2 separate regions of the Homo sapiens genome follow, and region 2 is linked to region 1. A link is a loop called in an ENCODE intact Hi-C map of the cell type or tissue named here. Cell type or tissue: endothelial cell of umbilical vein. All regions are shown on one strand.

The links. Peaks named below come from ENCODE experiments on the same cell type or tissue, not always from the same donor. Only the 100,000 strongest peaks of a DNase experiment are listed, where the experiment ranks them.
Region 2: it touches region 1 in a loop (3-fold over the local background); 8 of 110 quality-filtered maps call a loop at or near these places.

The regions. Positions count from the first base shown.
Region 1 is chr7:94,084,875-94,092,874 of GRCh38, reverse strand. LOC124901812 (a long non-coding RNA gene) reads left to right here and starts at 3,074. Exons shown (of 2, transcript XR_007060642.1): 1 at 3,074-3,706; 2 at 4,510-4,637. In endothelial cell of umbilical vein, a CTCF peak has its summit at 4,925 (motif pointing right); a DNase peak (open chromatin) is centred at 4,924; H3K27me3 peaks cover 521 bases.
Region 2 is chr7:94,391,989-94,399,988 of GRCh38, reverse strand. COL1A2 (collagen type I alpha 2 chain) reads right to left here and starts at 5,094. Exons shown (of 52, transcript NM_000089.4): 1 at 4,888-5,094; 2 at 2,231-2,241; 3 at 1,593-1,607; 4 at 905-940. The coding sequence starts at 4,957. COL1A2-AS1 (COL1A2 antisense RNA 1) reads left to right here and starts at 7,797. Exons shown (of 6, transcript NR_147206.1): 1 at 7,797-7,871. In endothelial cell of umbilical vein, a CTCF peak has its summit at 4,341 (motif pointing right); a DNase peak (open chromatin) is centred at 4,398; H3K4me3 peaks cover 2,370 bases.

The sequences.
Region 1 (8,000 bases):
ATTTTCCTGCCTCCATATTTTTTGAAGCAAGTTACCAGGCTTTGTGGTTCGTGTAGTCCTTGCAGCCAGAAATTTGAGTAGGATGAAAGACAGAAGAATCCCAAAGCACATTGTTGGAAAGGTTTTATCAGTTGAGATTTTGCTAGGAGGATGATAGGAGAGAAAGCCTTTGAGGGGGCAAAGGATGTGAGACAGGGCTCATTCCTCTGAGCCAAGGGGCATCTCAGGAGGTAGATCTTGGCGCCTTGGTTCAGAGCATTAGCTTAAGATTCTCTTACTTACATGGGTAGGGACACAGCGAGTCAGGGAACTTCGAAAGGACCAGAGTAGGCAACAGCCATCAGGAATCAGTAGCAGCCGGGATATCAGCAGCTCATCCCCTCCAGGTACCACAGAAATCTTTGAGATTCTGCCATAACCAAGGGGAAAGAGCCTGTCACAACTGATACAAAACTCCTACTGCTCTGAAGGATGATACAAGGTGAAGAGTTCATGCACACTCAAGTTTGTGGACCAAAATTTGTACCTGCTAAATACATGAGAGTCTTGGCCTTAAAAGCAATACCTTGGGCTGAAGGGGATCGGGGAGAGGTCAAACCACCTAAGTTTCTGCCTTTAGTTTTTGGCAGAGCTTCTAGAATATAACTAAATTTTTAGTACACACTCAGTTCAAGATATTTAGTACATTACTTTATCTTTATAGTGTCCCTATAAGGTAAGAACTCATTTTATTATCCTTATATAGATGAGACCAGACCAGTCAACTTGGTGAAGTCACTCAAAAAGTATACGGGGAAGCTGGCTTCAACCCTAGGCAGACATGCCGAAAGCTTATTTCCTTAACTTTATTCCTGTGTTCCCTCCCTATAATCTTTATTCTATGCCCTACTAGTGAAACATACACACTAATAAGCCACAGGATAGGAAGGCTGTCAGCAGAGGACTTATTCTATTACTTTTCCTCCTTGATAATGTGAAAAACTCTGATGAAAAAGGGCTGAACAAATTCAAATCCTCACTATACCAAACTTCCTTTTAGAGATAACTGGAAGAGAAGCATCTCCACTATTACCCAACTTGCTCTTCTGGTGTATCTCTGCACATTTTTTCCTTCTCTGACAACTGGAAATTTTTCTCTGCCAAAGACTACCTGCCATTTACATTCATTCATTGTGCTCTGATAAAAGGACATCATAGCTTTAAAGTGACAATTCCACCAAAATAACCTTCAAAGAAACCATCCCAAATCAAATGCATATAGATCTCTGTCTCCCTGCTCCTTATCTTAAAATGAATATTTGAGAAGAAAATCCTTTTGCTACATATTCCCTGGGAAGGAAAATGGATTGCACTTTCCATACTTGAGGCAGGATTTTTGATAAACTTTGAGATATTTTGGTACTTTATGCACCTGTCACTTTCTTCTGCCATGGTAGTTTTGTTTTCTGACAACTCGTATATTGATATTAAGAGGCCAGTGGGAAGGTGACCTAAATAGGGAAAGAATTTCCTAAATGGTACTTGTGTTGAGGAGCGGCTTCTCCATAAACCCAGTTCATGGTGGAGGCCTTAGGAATAAAAGGGCCCTAAAACTTTCCTGGTGCTCAATTCTGTATTCCTCTGTCTCCATACAATGCAGTTGAGAAAATCTGTATGAGCTGGAGATTGGATAGAATAACCTGTCCATTTTGCTGTATTCAGGAACAGAGAGAAAGGGAGACAGAATGGATGCCTCAACGTAGAATTACAGAAACGTTAGTAGCTTAGTAATTAATGGTGAGATTTTGGGAGTTTTATTACCAGTTTATATTATTTTTTAGGATTCACATTTTTCTAAAGTGGGTATCTATCATTCATATTAATAATTTACAAGCAAAAAATGAATAAGATACATAGAAATAGCCTTATAGGACATCTGCAAAGAAAGGGAAAACTATATAACTCTAGCTTGAAAGTATCCCTCATTACCAACTAAAATGGTACAAAATGTTCTGTCAACCACAGGCAATGCCTCTGAGAACCTTGGAATGGAGAAAGGGAACAATGTCATCTGCACTCAGTCATGGAGGAAACAGCTGGACAAGTCAGCACAGGGCGGAGGTGACCGGTGGAGGCGACTAGGACTTCTTCAGGTACCTGGAGATCACTGAACGCTGGCCTTCCAGACCCCTTTACACCAAGTGCGCTATCCTGAGGGAAATGGCCTGCCTGAAAGGGACTAAATGAGTTTGGCCTTCATGCTCAGAGAGGCACAGCAGAAAGTGTAGGAGGAGATCAGGGTCTTTTGCTGTTTGCTGTCTCTCTACTACCAATCTCTGAAATGCCTTTCTTTAAAAAAAAGAAAATGAAATATCTTTATTGGCTTGGATTTTTCTAATGACAGAAAAGAGAAGTGAGGAGACAAGATTGGGAATTGAGGTCAGAGAAGCATCCGTGGGTAGACGTTGCATTGTGAGGCGACGTCGGGGATCTACTGATTAGCCGGTCTGGCTGCCGCTCTCCATCCACACAGGGCATTTGGCCACCCATTCCTGCTGATTAAGGGGCAGTGTCCTGGCAGCTTCTGATAGATAACTTGGTTGTTTTGTTATAAGGAGCTTTATTTCCTCAGGATGAATTATGAAGATTTTTCTTTTTGTTGTTTCAAAATAGGGCTGTCTTATCTGAGAATGTGTTAATTAAAGTTATCATGTATTACCTTGTTTCTAGTCCTACACATTTGATATGAACAAATTACTGTTTACAAGACAGCTTCCTGTACTTAGAATAGCAGCTGTTGTTACTCCACCAAGAAGAGCTGCCCAGAGGGGCTAGGGCATGAGGAATAGGTTTGGAGACAGGAAGAATAAAGGAATGTTCAGATCTAGCTCGAGGGCAGGCGGGACACTTGTGGTGGGATGGTTGGGTCCACTTCGCTTTCTGTTTTGCCTCCTAACCAATCTGATGTTATCTACTCACGGACCTCCATTTTCCTGGTGCACTCTTTTGGCTGGCCCTCCTGCTAAATCTCTTTGCTGGCTGAACCTTAGCCTTCCCTAGCCACAAGCCAATGAGAAAATCACTACCTCTATCTCACTAGGTTGGAGCGTAGCACTTTGGGAATGGAAGCAACAAGTCCTAACCTCACAGTCAGTCAGGCATTCAACTCAAATACATGATCATTTATTCAGGAGGCATCTGCTGTGTGCAATGGCTTTGGGACAGCACAGAGAGAGATGCAAAGATGGAAACACTGTCTCTACCCCAGTGTAGTTTAGGACCTGTCTTGGGAAGAAAGCAATTGTTTCCAATAACAGTAGTAAGAACAGCAAGAGAGATGCAGTGATGTAGAATGGGAAGGAGATTCAGAGCATTCTTGAGTGAGCTGCTAATTGGAGGGCTGAGGGGATTGTGACTTCATCCTTTGCATCCAGGTGCTGCTGGCGTGTCTGGTGCACAGTGGGTGCTCTGCAGTGTTTGCCAAGCCATTATTGAGAAGGGGTATCCAATGGTGTGCATACCCCTTCGAAAGGGCTTACTAGTCATGTGAGGTGCTACTAGAGAGACAAGTTAAGGTTTTGAATGAGAGATGAGAGTTGGAAGAATATTCTAGTGGAAAAAAAGAATATGAGAAACAGTTCAGAAACATGGAATCCCTGCTCAACTTCCTCTGCTCACTGCCCCCGGCCACTTCATCCAGGGATGTTGAGGACAGATTTCTCTACAGGTAATTGGAAGCAAGACTTACTTGGAGAAAATAGTTTCATTGGTCTCTTGTCTCTGACAGTACTCACAAAGCCTCCTTGCTTGTTTGCTTCCTTCCCTTAATCCCATTCTTTCATTCCGAACCTTTCTACGTCTCCCTTAAGTCCTATTTTCTTTTTCCCTTGTTCTGAGCTCCCATCACCATCTTTATCCCCTGTCAACCAAGGAGACAGGGCACAGGTGCAGTTACCAGGTCACCAAGCTAAACAAAGGGCTTTAGAGTTGGTCTTTTTTGTGACTGTCCTGCCTCCCTCTAGGTATTTATCTCTTTTCTGTGGGTAGCATAACAGAAGCTCAGAGAGTTGATGTGCCTGCAGCATGACATAAGTGGAAGTCACAAACATTCATTTTCCACTTCTTTATTTTGCCTTCTGAGTCATGGTGCCTCTGCATAATTTAAACCTTTTCTCTCCCCACTGCCTTAACCCCTGAAAATCTGCAACAAGTTCACATGCATCCTTAATTCTCCACTCTAGAATTTCAAATGGAAGTTTTAAACAATGTTTTGGCTTCTTGTGAAATCTGAGAATCCAGTGTATGTCCTTGGTCTTACAATAAAAGGCTGGTAAAAGTCCTTTTTTTTTTTTTAACTTCCTCTTTCTCTACTCTATTGTCCAGTTTTGGCTTTCCTATTTTCCCTCATCTTTGTAAAATTGCCTTCCAGATGTCTCTTCAAATGACTTGACAGCAGCCCTGTTATCTTCTAAGAGCCTAAAAGCACTTTGGCTGCTTTAGAAAAATGTGTTTGTTTTTTCTTCTTATTAGGCAGCATCTGAAGTCTCTCTGAAAACACAAGAAAAGAATATACAGAGAACCTCCCAGAAACTGCAAGTCCCATGGAAATTAAGGCCATTAGTGTTTTGTATAATAAACAGTCACCTTTGCATTTAAAATGGACTATTTTGTTTTGGATATAGGTGGAGTAGGATATAAATGTATACTTCCTTGCTTCTTAGTTTATCATAGGAATCTAAGAAAAGAACTAAGGATAAGAGAAAAGGAGGAAAAAAAGACAGCTCTGCTGCTTTTATCTCAGGTTATTTCAGAAAAAACAAAATGATAACCCTGCAAAATTCTCAGCACTCTTCACTTTGGTTCCACCGCTTTCAGTGGGTGACTTGTCTGGAAAGGAATCTCTTTTAGCCTTCCTGGCTAATGAGCCATGGCAGATAATGCCACAAGGTGTCACTATTGCTAAAATCGCTCTCCACCTACAGGATCGATTGCGGTTATGGTTATGTGAATGTGAATTAGATTTCACTTTTGTTTCTAAATAGGCTCCCTGGGAGAGGTACTTTTTGACTGGCAGTGTTCGCTGCCTCCTTCACTCCAAACAAACAAACTATGGCTTTGGCTAAATTATCTAGTGAAGCTCAGATTTCTAATATAGAATTGAGTAGGAGATAATTTCTGTCTTTCCGGGTAGAAAACCTTGGTATAGCTGAGTTTCAGATGCAGCACTTAGTAGGTACGCAACAAAAGTTAGCTCCCCTAACTTAAAAGCGAGGAATGGAGTTGGAAAGTGTGCATGGGGAAGAGGGTGGTAACTTTTTGAGGCCCCTTTCTTTCTTTTTCTTTTTTTTTAAATTGGATTTCAAAGCTGCAAAAATATCAAACACAGAGGTCTGGTTGTTGTTAACAGCTATGCCATAAAAAAATGTTTAGGAAAAGCTAAATACTATAGCTTCCTCTTACATAATCACCGTATTAAAGTCTCTAAGAGGTCCTGCTATAAAGAAATCTACTTAATTTTCTTTACAGTTTCTCAAGTTTCTTTGAGCAAAGAACATATGTGTATATATATGTGTGTATATACACATACACACACATTTGTGTGCATATACATGTGTAATATATTTATATATGTGTGTGTGTGTATAATTATTATTAACATCTAAATTGAAAAACTTTAGTCTTGTTTAATTTTTGATGTACGTATGAGAAAATAGAAACCTAGACAGTAAGGTTTGGTTCACAAAACACATGTCTTATTTTAGAACCACTACTGTGTTAGAACTGGCTTGTACCAGCTCACAAGAGCCAGCTATGCTCTTCTCTTCCCAATTCTGTGTTTGATGATGTCAGGTTGATAGCTTGAAATCAGCCACTGTGGGAATATTTACACCACAGAAATCAGCAAACACTACAAACCATTTTTTCTTTTTTTCAAGAGAGTAGGTTTACCAGTATGCTACTGTTAGAATCTAGCTGTTCAGATTCCCAATACTACATTCCTGTGATTTTTCAGTTTCTAAGGCACTTTGAAAATAGTTTGGCAAAGAAATGACAAAAACTCCTACTACTGTTCTACTATATGTAAACATGTGTGTGGGGGGTATAATATATATGATGCCTATATATCATCTATAATATATGTCATTGCAGGGAGAAGCAGAATATTTCCCTCATATACTAGGAGATATTTCCATTTTCCAGCTGGGTTCTAACTGGCCAGACCACAGTCAGTCAAATTTTAAGATGGAGAAGGAATGTTTGCTAACTCTTCAGTATCTCTTTTAGCTCAACTCTGATTTCTGGGTAGCTTCAGGGGCCAGATCAAATCAGTGGCTCTATCCATCCCACAGCTGGCTTAAGATGGCTTATTTTATAGACCCATGGAAGGCAGGGGTTCAGTGACTTCCAGGTGTTTCCCATCTGTTCTAAAAATAACTTTTTCTTTCTTGAACCCATCTGTCTATCTACTCTATCTATCTATCTATCTATCTATCTATCTATCTATCTATCTATCTATGTATCTATCATCTATCTATCTATCTATCTATCTATCTATCTATCTATCTATCTAGTTTATCATAGGAATCCAAGAAGAGGTATCCAATGGTATGGCTTTAACCAGATAGACCAATCACTAGACTATATATATATATATATACACACACACACACACATATATATATATTCAATATATTAACTCCTCATCACTGATATATATTAATCAATATATATCCCTCACTGGAATACCTGCTCCATGCCAAACACTACATTAGCTATTTCTCATCCCCAGTTTAAGTCTTATAGAGAAAACTGAAGTACAATGAAGTTGAATAACATTTCCCCAGTCACACCACTCACAACCGTCTGCCAGACTTTAAATGCTATGACCCTTCCCTTGAGCCATTTAGCCTTCCTTCTGTATAGAGAAAGAGGGGCAGAAATGATCTGCCTGGCAAGGATATTCTTGGACAAGAAAATATACCAGAACCAAGGAAGAAACCACTCTTTTGGAGAGGCTTCTATCAACTCTCTAAACTCACATTTCCCTAAAATAGGAGGTTGGAAATGGAGAAGTTCCATGCCTTGTGGGGGAATATTACAAAAATATGTTGGGAGACATAGAGAGATTGCTGCAGTTGATTGTTGGGTTCCGGACAGAGAAAATCTAGAGAAAACTAGAAGGTTAAAGTAGTTTTTGCAAACAAGTTTGGGTGTTAAGCCAGAATGACAAGCTTCTTCATGCTTCTTGGGAAATGGCTTCAAATCATTCATCAGTGTTTCAGTCATGACAACATTAACAAAGGCTCTGTAATTTGCAGTGCGATTGCAAACAGAAAACATAAAAAGCACATAACCTGTGGGCTGTGGCATTGGCCCTATCCCGTGGGGCTACTGGGTTGTTTGTGGGTGCTGTGGAGGCTCAGTGCCCAGGTATAAGAGAGTTGGAGACACTGGTCTGTCCTTTGCTTATGCCTCCAGCTCCACTCTTAGTGGCAGTGGTTATGAGAACCCAGAATTGCAATAAGACCAGCTAGGAATCCCTGGCAGTGATGAAGAGGACCTGACCACTCCAGCTGCATAGTTTTTATTATTATTATTATTGGTTTGCAGGATAAAGCTCTGGAGCTATGAAATCACTTTTGCATTCAGGCTTGGATATTCAATTTGTGTTCGCTATGGTCTACTGGTGAACTTCACACAGGTTTTTCATCTTGAAGAGTTTATATATTTTATTGATAAATTTGAATTCAATGCTACAAAATTTGAACTTGAAATCATATCCTATGCCACTATTTATGACTCAGATCAGAAAGGTGCCACTTCTCTACGACAGAGTTCAGTCACTCATGGTCAAGCTTCCAGAATCAAGCCTTCATCATTTGAGCATGGATGAATTGAATATCTTTTTAAGCACATTGTATGTTGGTTTTATAAACTGGTTGCCTGTGTCAAAAGATCCCTGTACTGAATAGTATGCTGTAGTGGAAAGGTCAGTAATGTAATCTGTCATGATCACAACT
Region 2 (8,000 bases), 310 kb before region 1:
CTAAAGAACTATCTCGGCCATTGAATATTAATTCATACTGAAGCTCCAGTATTCAAATATAAAAATTATAGCCAAAATGTATGGTTCCACGTGCTTCATATGTTTAACAGTGCACAAGGACTTACATCGTATTTTTATTGCCGATCTCTGACTGTGACAAACTGATTCAATTGTTTTGGTATGTTACATGTGAATGAATTAACTGATGTGACAGTTAATAAGGTCACTTTATCATAGGAGAGAAAATCCTGCAGATTTACTATCATTAACTACTTGTATTGTTAAAATAATTAACTGATTTAATTCTATTTCTAATAAATTGAGTGAAATACATGTAAGTCTCCTCTTCCTAATAGATATAAGATATAGGTATTCATATATTGGCAAAAGTGTTATACAATGCAAAACCACATAGTTATAAATGTCAAATAAGCATAGCAGGGAGATTTAAGAATGCCACAAATAAAATGTAAGCCTGACTTGTACATGCATGAATTTGAGCAGAGAAACATGTTACTGACTACTAATTCACTATTATTTCCAAGCTACCTAAGGGATCTTAGTTCAAAAGCAAATGAAATGTGTTAAAAAGAGGACTGTGGTGGTAGGTAGATATATTTCCATTATGCATGTGTTGGATGGGTCAATTACAAATAAAGAAAGTAGACCATGCAAAGAATATGACTGTAACAGTTTTTCTTTTTTAACGGTAATTTTGACCTAAAACAAATATTGATCATATATAATAATGCTCATTCGCTTCTTCTGCAGTGCATTACCTGTTTAAAGGGGTGTACAATTATCTGGATACATAATATTCTTATAAATTGCCAGTTCCTGTAGTTTCTAACATATAGTTATTCAAATACGGGACGAAGCCCTTTATAGTTCAAAAATTACACACCCTTTCTCCACGTGGTCCTCTATCTCCGGCTGGGCCCTACAGGAAAGATACAAACAGGACAATAATAAATGCCTAAGAAGTAATTTCCAGTGAACAAACAAATCATTCTTGATAATAATTAGTTGGTAAGACTGATGTAACTACAATGTTATTAGATAGCATATAAAAAATTGACACAATGCAATAGATAAAAGTATATATTTTAATTGTAATTATACGTAATTTTTTTTCAGCTGGAGGATTGGAAGCTGCTATAGTCTTCAGCTATTAGGTCAATACTATGCATAGCATTTTGAATAAGATGATAACTGTAGATTAAATGATCATTTTGTTACATTTTTAACAGCACATTTATATAGTCAAAGCCCTTTAAAATAAACTTTTTTTACTCCCTATAATTAACATAATATGCCTTCCATCTCCAGAATAAAAACAAGTCTTTTTTTTTCCTTTTGTATGTAAATCACCAGTTTGTATCACATAAATGTAATTACAGATGATTCCAGAAGATAATTAAACTTTGTTATCTTAAACATCAAAGCTACTTTATTTTATGCTTTAGCTAATGTATATTCATATGAACAAAATTTTGATAAAGTATTTTCCTTCTATAGTCTACTATAAATTTAGTTAAATTATGTTATCCCTGATAATTTTAGATATTTATGGAGAAGTAGTGTACTCTTACCTTTCTTACAGTTTCCTAGAAAAGAATAAATCAAAGATTATTATGAAGAAAATTGTATATATATATTTAAAAACAGCTTCCATTTTGGTGTAGTATACAAATATACCTTCACAATTCATTACATTATGCATTTACTATTATCTCAGTTTAATATTTCAAACTACAATTTAAAATTTTACCAACATGTCAAATAAAAATATGTACCTACAGAACAAAAAATACATAGCAATACGTACCTGTACTTATGCCTCAAATTCAACTCATGAGCTAAGAATGTGTTAACAATAAGTGCTTTTGCAAATAATTCCAAAGGAGTGAAAAGATTCTCTAGCTCAGTGAAATCTTCTGCTTCATAGAAGCTGATCCTAAAACTCAAACTTCTATTGGATTATTTACTCTATATTTCTTATGAATATTTTATAAACCTAGTCTTATTCAGTAGCCCCGCCTATTTTGGAAAATTGGGTGGGTACTTTCTAAGGCAGCCAGAAAGGTTTTGACTATCATAATTCTTCACAATTTTCTTGGGAATCTAGGATGGTCAATATTAATGTAACTTCTTCCCTTCCAAGAGAAGACATCACTGTAGCCAAGGGAATCAAAGTATTTTTAAAAATTCTAAAAAAAGTTTTACTCACCTCTTGTAAAGCTGTAGAAAAAAAAAAGAAAAAGTAGGAAACAATTATTAGTATCACTTCATGGATCAATAGCAATAATTAACAAATAGAGAAACAAGTTTATAGAATTGAATTACCTAATTAAGGACCAATTATATTTTTTTAAGAATATTTTAATGACCTAGAAATTATGCAGGTCAAAAGTATGGCAGGGATCAGCAGGGTGATTTGTTTGCAATATTAATATGTAAATGTATTTTGAATTAAATTATTAATTATTTACTATTTTATAACTGTTGTGAAATATTAATGTGTCTGAAGGATATTTTGAATGCTTAGCAATTAAGCTGGTAAAGTGCACAGATGAATCGCTGAATGTAAGACTAGTAGATTGATGAGGAAATAATTTATGATTTTGATCATTTTTAATACCTAAATATCGAAAAAAGGTAAAATTTAGGAAAGTATGTTACCTTAAAATTCTATATTGAATTTGTTTTTTATGAAACATTGAAGCTGACTTACTTTTTTATAAAACATTGAAGTTACCTAGTACTTCATTGAGTTTGTACCATTCTTAATATCCTTTTTCAAAAGGTCTAATTTGCACATTATTAACTATGAAAATGGATTAATTCAGACATCTGAATTTTGCTTTAAATTAGTTCACTTAAATTAGGTAAGATCATTTTACCAATATGTATCATTTTTGTCTCGGAGAAAGAGTTTTGTATAAATGGAAAAACCGGATTAAAGATCTTGAAAAATAATAGAAAAAATAAACAAAAGTACTATCCCCCCTTTTGCCATAATTGTTATAAGTCCTTAAAGAGTGAATTCTTCTCCTACGGTACAAAAATTATAGGTTAATACAGGATACAAGTGTGGCCAAGCTTGCAGTAGGATGAATCACCCCAAAAATTGCTTTAATTAGGTGGCCAAGAAGTGCGTTATTTGAAGTGAGAACATCTGTTGCAACAGTCACAATTTAGGAGGGTGGACCACATCCAGCACTGACATTTAAGGGCAATTTACGAGAATTACTGTTAAATTACAAGAATGATATGTTTACTTCATTGTGTCCATCAGTAGGAAGAATAATTATGCCTGACTTGATTAACGGAAGTCCTTATGATTTTGGAAATTTGCCTTTTAATTACTCAGACATGGACCATTTTGAAGAATGTGTGTTTGATAACATTTATTCCAGACTGTGGTTGGCTGTTGATCAGAAGGTAAGTTGCCTTTGTACCTTCAAATTTCCCTAAGTCTGCCTTCATTTTATTCTCTAGGAGCCGACTCTTTCCTCCCACTCTCAAGATCTCATTAAAAATATGAACTCGGTAATGTGAATTTGTTCACTGCAATTACTCCTTAGTATCCACAGTATGTATACTAAAAGTGAATGAAGGGGGAAGAGACACACAGACACACAGACACACACACACACACACACACACACACAAGCACACAAATGCATTAGAAATTATGCAGTGGTAGACACCGTGCTGTGTGGGTGGAACAACTTTTTGGAGTACTGGGTGTGGTCAGACAATACCATCCCCCATCTAGTCAATATCTTTGTCTAGCACTTTGGCAGCCATTTTCAAGATGAAAACGGACTGATCTTCTTCATTCTCTGTTGACATGAAAGTCTGGCCATGGAACCTAGAGCTGGAAAGTGGCCTTGGGGTCCCTTTAATCTCTGTCTCACATTTTAGAAAAGGCCGTTTGACTTGCCCAAAGTCACGCAGCAAATTGGTGTCAGACTCATGGGAAAAACCCCGGTCTCTTGAGTCTCATCTCAATGTTGATATTTCTCAACTTGCTGCGTTCATAATGTTTGCTTATCACTGGGAACATGTCAAAGGGGTAATTCTCAGGCTCAAACAAAATTTAGAGCAGATTTGAGTTAAAAAATGTTACCATTTCCATGACTAGAAAGTGAATTGAGACACTTATATTACTTTTCAGAATGTACCCACTCCAAGTAGCATCCATTCTTCTTTCCAGGGTTCACTGACTAGCCACTGGGAAAGGCTCCAACCAGAAATGCTGATCATTAATCTGTATAAATCCGTAGAAGCTTTAATTGGGATTCCATCTGCTTAAGGCCCTGTCCCCTGTACTTTCATTTTCCTTCCTCCAGAGGGCGCCTTATAACCATCATCATATCAGCATCGTCATCCTCCTCCTCCGGACAAGCCTTACAATGCCCAGAAGATAAAAGCTCTTAGGAGGTGAGTTTTACATTACTCAGTTGAAGGGCTTTCTAACGCAGGCCTCAAGTTTTACAAGGTGGACATCAGTGCGGTTATGGGGCCTGTGGGGTGCAGGCCCTTGACTTCCTCCACCACATTGGTCGTTAATATCTCATCCTTAGGGAAAAAGACCTTCCGCTCCCTTTGGGGGTTACTAAGCTGAGGAGCCAGACCGAGTTAACTGTCTCACTCTGAACTTAGAGGAAAAGTTCCCTAACTTTTGGCAAGGCTTTTATGTTTTCATTTTTTAAAGTAATTTCCATGTTTCTTATCAATTCCGGCGTTTTCCCACATGCCTGAGAGTCTGCCCTCCAAGTGTACCTGGAATTCAGGTTACAGGTTTTCCTTTTCAGGGCAGGGTGCCCTCCCATCTAACCTCTCTACCCAGTCTCCCCCAAACAAGCTGAAGGCACTTACATTGGCATGTTGCTAGGCATAAGGTTACTGCAAGCAGCAACAAAGTCCGCGTATCCACAAAGCTGAGCATGTCTAGCACTTAGACATGCAGACTCCTTGTGTCGCAGAGCCCCTGGGTCACCGGCGGAGGTATCACCTGGCGGGCGCGGGCATGCAGTCGTGGCCAGTACCTCCAACTTAGCCGAAACCTCCTGCTGCCGTGGTGCTAAAATAATAAAGCCCGGATCTGCCCTATTTATACGGCAAAAGTTTCCCTGGCCCTAGGGTGCCTCCAAAAGGGCCTCCACCAATGGGAGGGCTGGGGCTGGGGGCCCGGGCAGCCACAGCTGGGAGGAGCCTGCGGGGGCGCAGAGGAGGGAGCGAATGGGGGAAGGGACGTGGCCACGGGGCTGGCTTCTTAAATTGGTTCCATTCTTTTTGAGGACGTGGACACTTTTGAGGCTTTCAAGGGGAAACTCTGACTCGTTGTCTGCATACCTCCGCCCTCCGCATCCTCCCGCCCTCCCCCGCCCTTTCCAAGTTTGGAAACACTATGGGACACGTCGGAGTGCTCTGCAGCCCCGACATGGGCAGAATTTGCAGATCTCCGGCGATCAAAGCAGGAGCTGTCCAGTCCCGCCTCACCTGTGCCCTGTAGGCCACTTGTAGGGTGGAGGGCTCCAGCGGGAGCGGAGGGGGCAGAGAAGGAGGGAGGGAAGACTCGATAGCGTGGCGCAGCCGGAGCCCGCCTCCCCGCCCCTCCACCCCTGCACCCCGCCCCCAGCCCCGTCCAGCTTTTCTCTAGCTTTGGGGCTCGTGTGCGCCCACTGTTTCAGCAGTGATGCACTCTCTTTGTCTTATGACTTCGGGAAAGGGCGGGTCCTGTCTGTGGAGGGCTGGGTTGCAGTCGGAGGGCGCCTTTTGTTGGCAGGTGGGCTGGGGAGCAGGCTCGAGGCTGCTTGGCACCCGGCTACAGGGAGGATAGGCTTTGCGAACTCTAGACTAGACCGAGTCACCTGGGGAAGTCCTTCGACCTCCTAGCTTGCCTTTGCTGAGGCTCATTCCAAAGAGGGTCTTTTGGGGGATGGTCTGGCACTCCGACACGACTCCAACCGACCTGGAGACCGAGAACTTATTTCTCAGTCTCTCCTTTCTGAGGCTGCGGTGGGGGATCTTTCATGGTTTCCAGTCTCCCCTCCCCTTCTCCATGGGCTCCTTGTCTGGATTTACCAGTTCTACCCTGAGCCTGGACCCTTCAACCCTCCCGTGAGCCCCCCGGTCCCTCTTGACCTTGCTGCTTACTCTCTGTCCCATCTCTTACAGCCACACCCAAGCACCTCCCCTAGCACATCCAGAGGCCCTTCTGATTCGAGCTTGGGGTCTTCGTAGTCTTCGCTGGTAACACCCCAAGCAGTGCGCCCACCAACGTGGATGTTAACTCTCTCCCCAGCACCCAACTTCCCTCTTCTCTGGCCGCCTCCATCCAACCCTCCACTCCCTACTAGGGAGAGGAGGAACTGGTACTTTGACCCTGAGGTGGGAGGCCAAAGGTCCTGTGCCTTTTTCTAAAGCCTCTTGGGATGGCATTCCAGGCCCTAGGTTTGAAAGGCTGTGTGTGTGTGTGTGCGCGCGCGCGCGTGTGCGTGTGTGTGTGTGTGTGTGTGTGTGTGTCAGGCCTCTCCTCTACTTGCCTAAGGTCCCCATGAGGCAGCGGGGGCCTAGTTAGAGTGCTGCTCTATCCCAGAAGTCATCGCAAAGGGGGCATCTTTAGGTCAGTTCTGTCTCTAAGAAACAGAAGCAAGTGGGCTGTAGTTCCCTGAGAATCTTTTTCCCTTCCTTCCCCCCACCCCCTCCCCGCTTTTTTTGCTTTGCCTTAAGGAAGAATTTCTGCAGAAGTTAACTCCATCAGCAGCTTCTGTAAATAAAAGGGACTATTCTAAAGCAGGTTACTCTTTCTAAATGTAAAAGAAGAAAAAAAGGTTAATGCAAGTAAAAGTGGATAACCAAAAACTATAATAAACTCTTGTTTTATTCTAATTAAAGGCACTCACTTGGGAGACCACTTTGGATGATTTTTTGAAGTAACTGGGAGTGAAAGAATTTGAAAGGGTTACTGGTCATTCCTAGAAGGGGGTTTACAGGGAGCAATCCACATTCAAATTTTTTTCTAACTAGGCAACAATGTTTGAAGTTTTCTAGGTTCTAGGAACAACAACAACAAAAGACCTGAGGTTGAATTGTATATTCCAAGAACATTTTTAACATTTCCCTGAAATATCACCGTTACAGAACTAACAAAAAACTTTTAAAGTGGAAATCATTTTTATCAGGAAAGAAAAACTTCAATACTACATCATAACAAATTTTTTTCTGCATATCAGAAGAGTGAGAAATGATTTCTAAGAATCATTGTTACCACTGTGCTGAATTACCTTTGCAGGGCATATGTGTGTATTTGTCCTGTGTTGCTGAGAGTCAGAGACTAATTCTGAGCAAAATGACTCAGGGTGGTAATGCAACAGATTTATGAAAGAAACCCTCCAAATACCCTTCAGTGAGGTTATCTGATAACGCTTCTGGGGTCAAGTTGGCTCAATCATTGGATTTGCAATAGATATCCCAAGTTTTAAACATTTCATTGTAGGTTTTGTTGTTGTTGTCAAAATAGTTTAAAACATAGAATGTTTTTAGAAGTGTGATTATAATTTCTCTTTTAGCCAAAAAAGAAAAATCCTCAGCAAGTTTTTGAGAATTAGAGGACTGTAAATTGAAGCAGACATCTATAAACTTAGAGGGAAAACGTCTCTGCTAAAGGCAGCAGAGTGAACTGATAACTTGAAAAGCATTCCTGGAAACTGATGCAAATACCAAATGCCGCTGTGCTCCCTCCCTGCTGATGTGGCAGGGTTTGAAGCAGGCAGCCGTCAGCATTTGGTGGGAGGCCCTGGACCTAGAAACAAAAAATGAAAGTGGAGAAAACCAAACAAGAATCTTTCTTTCTTAAAGTGAGAATCAAGTTCTAATTGCAGCTGTTTTTCCATATAACTTGGGGGAAAATAGTTGATTAGGTGTTTGTTTTAAAGGAGGAATTTTTAGTGGTCAGTTAGATCTCTGTTAAATATTTTTGTGACTCC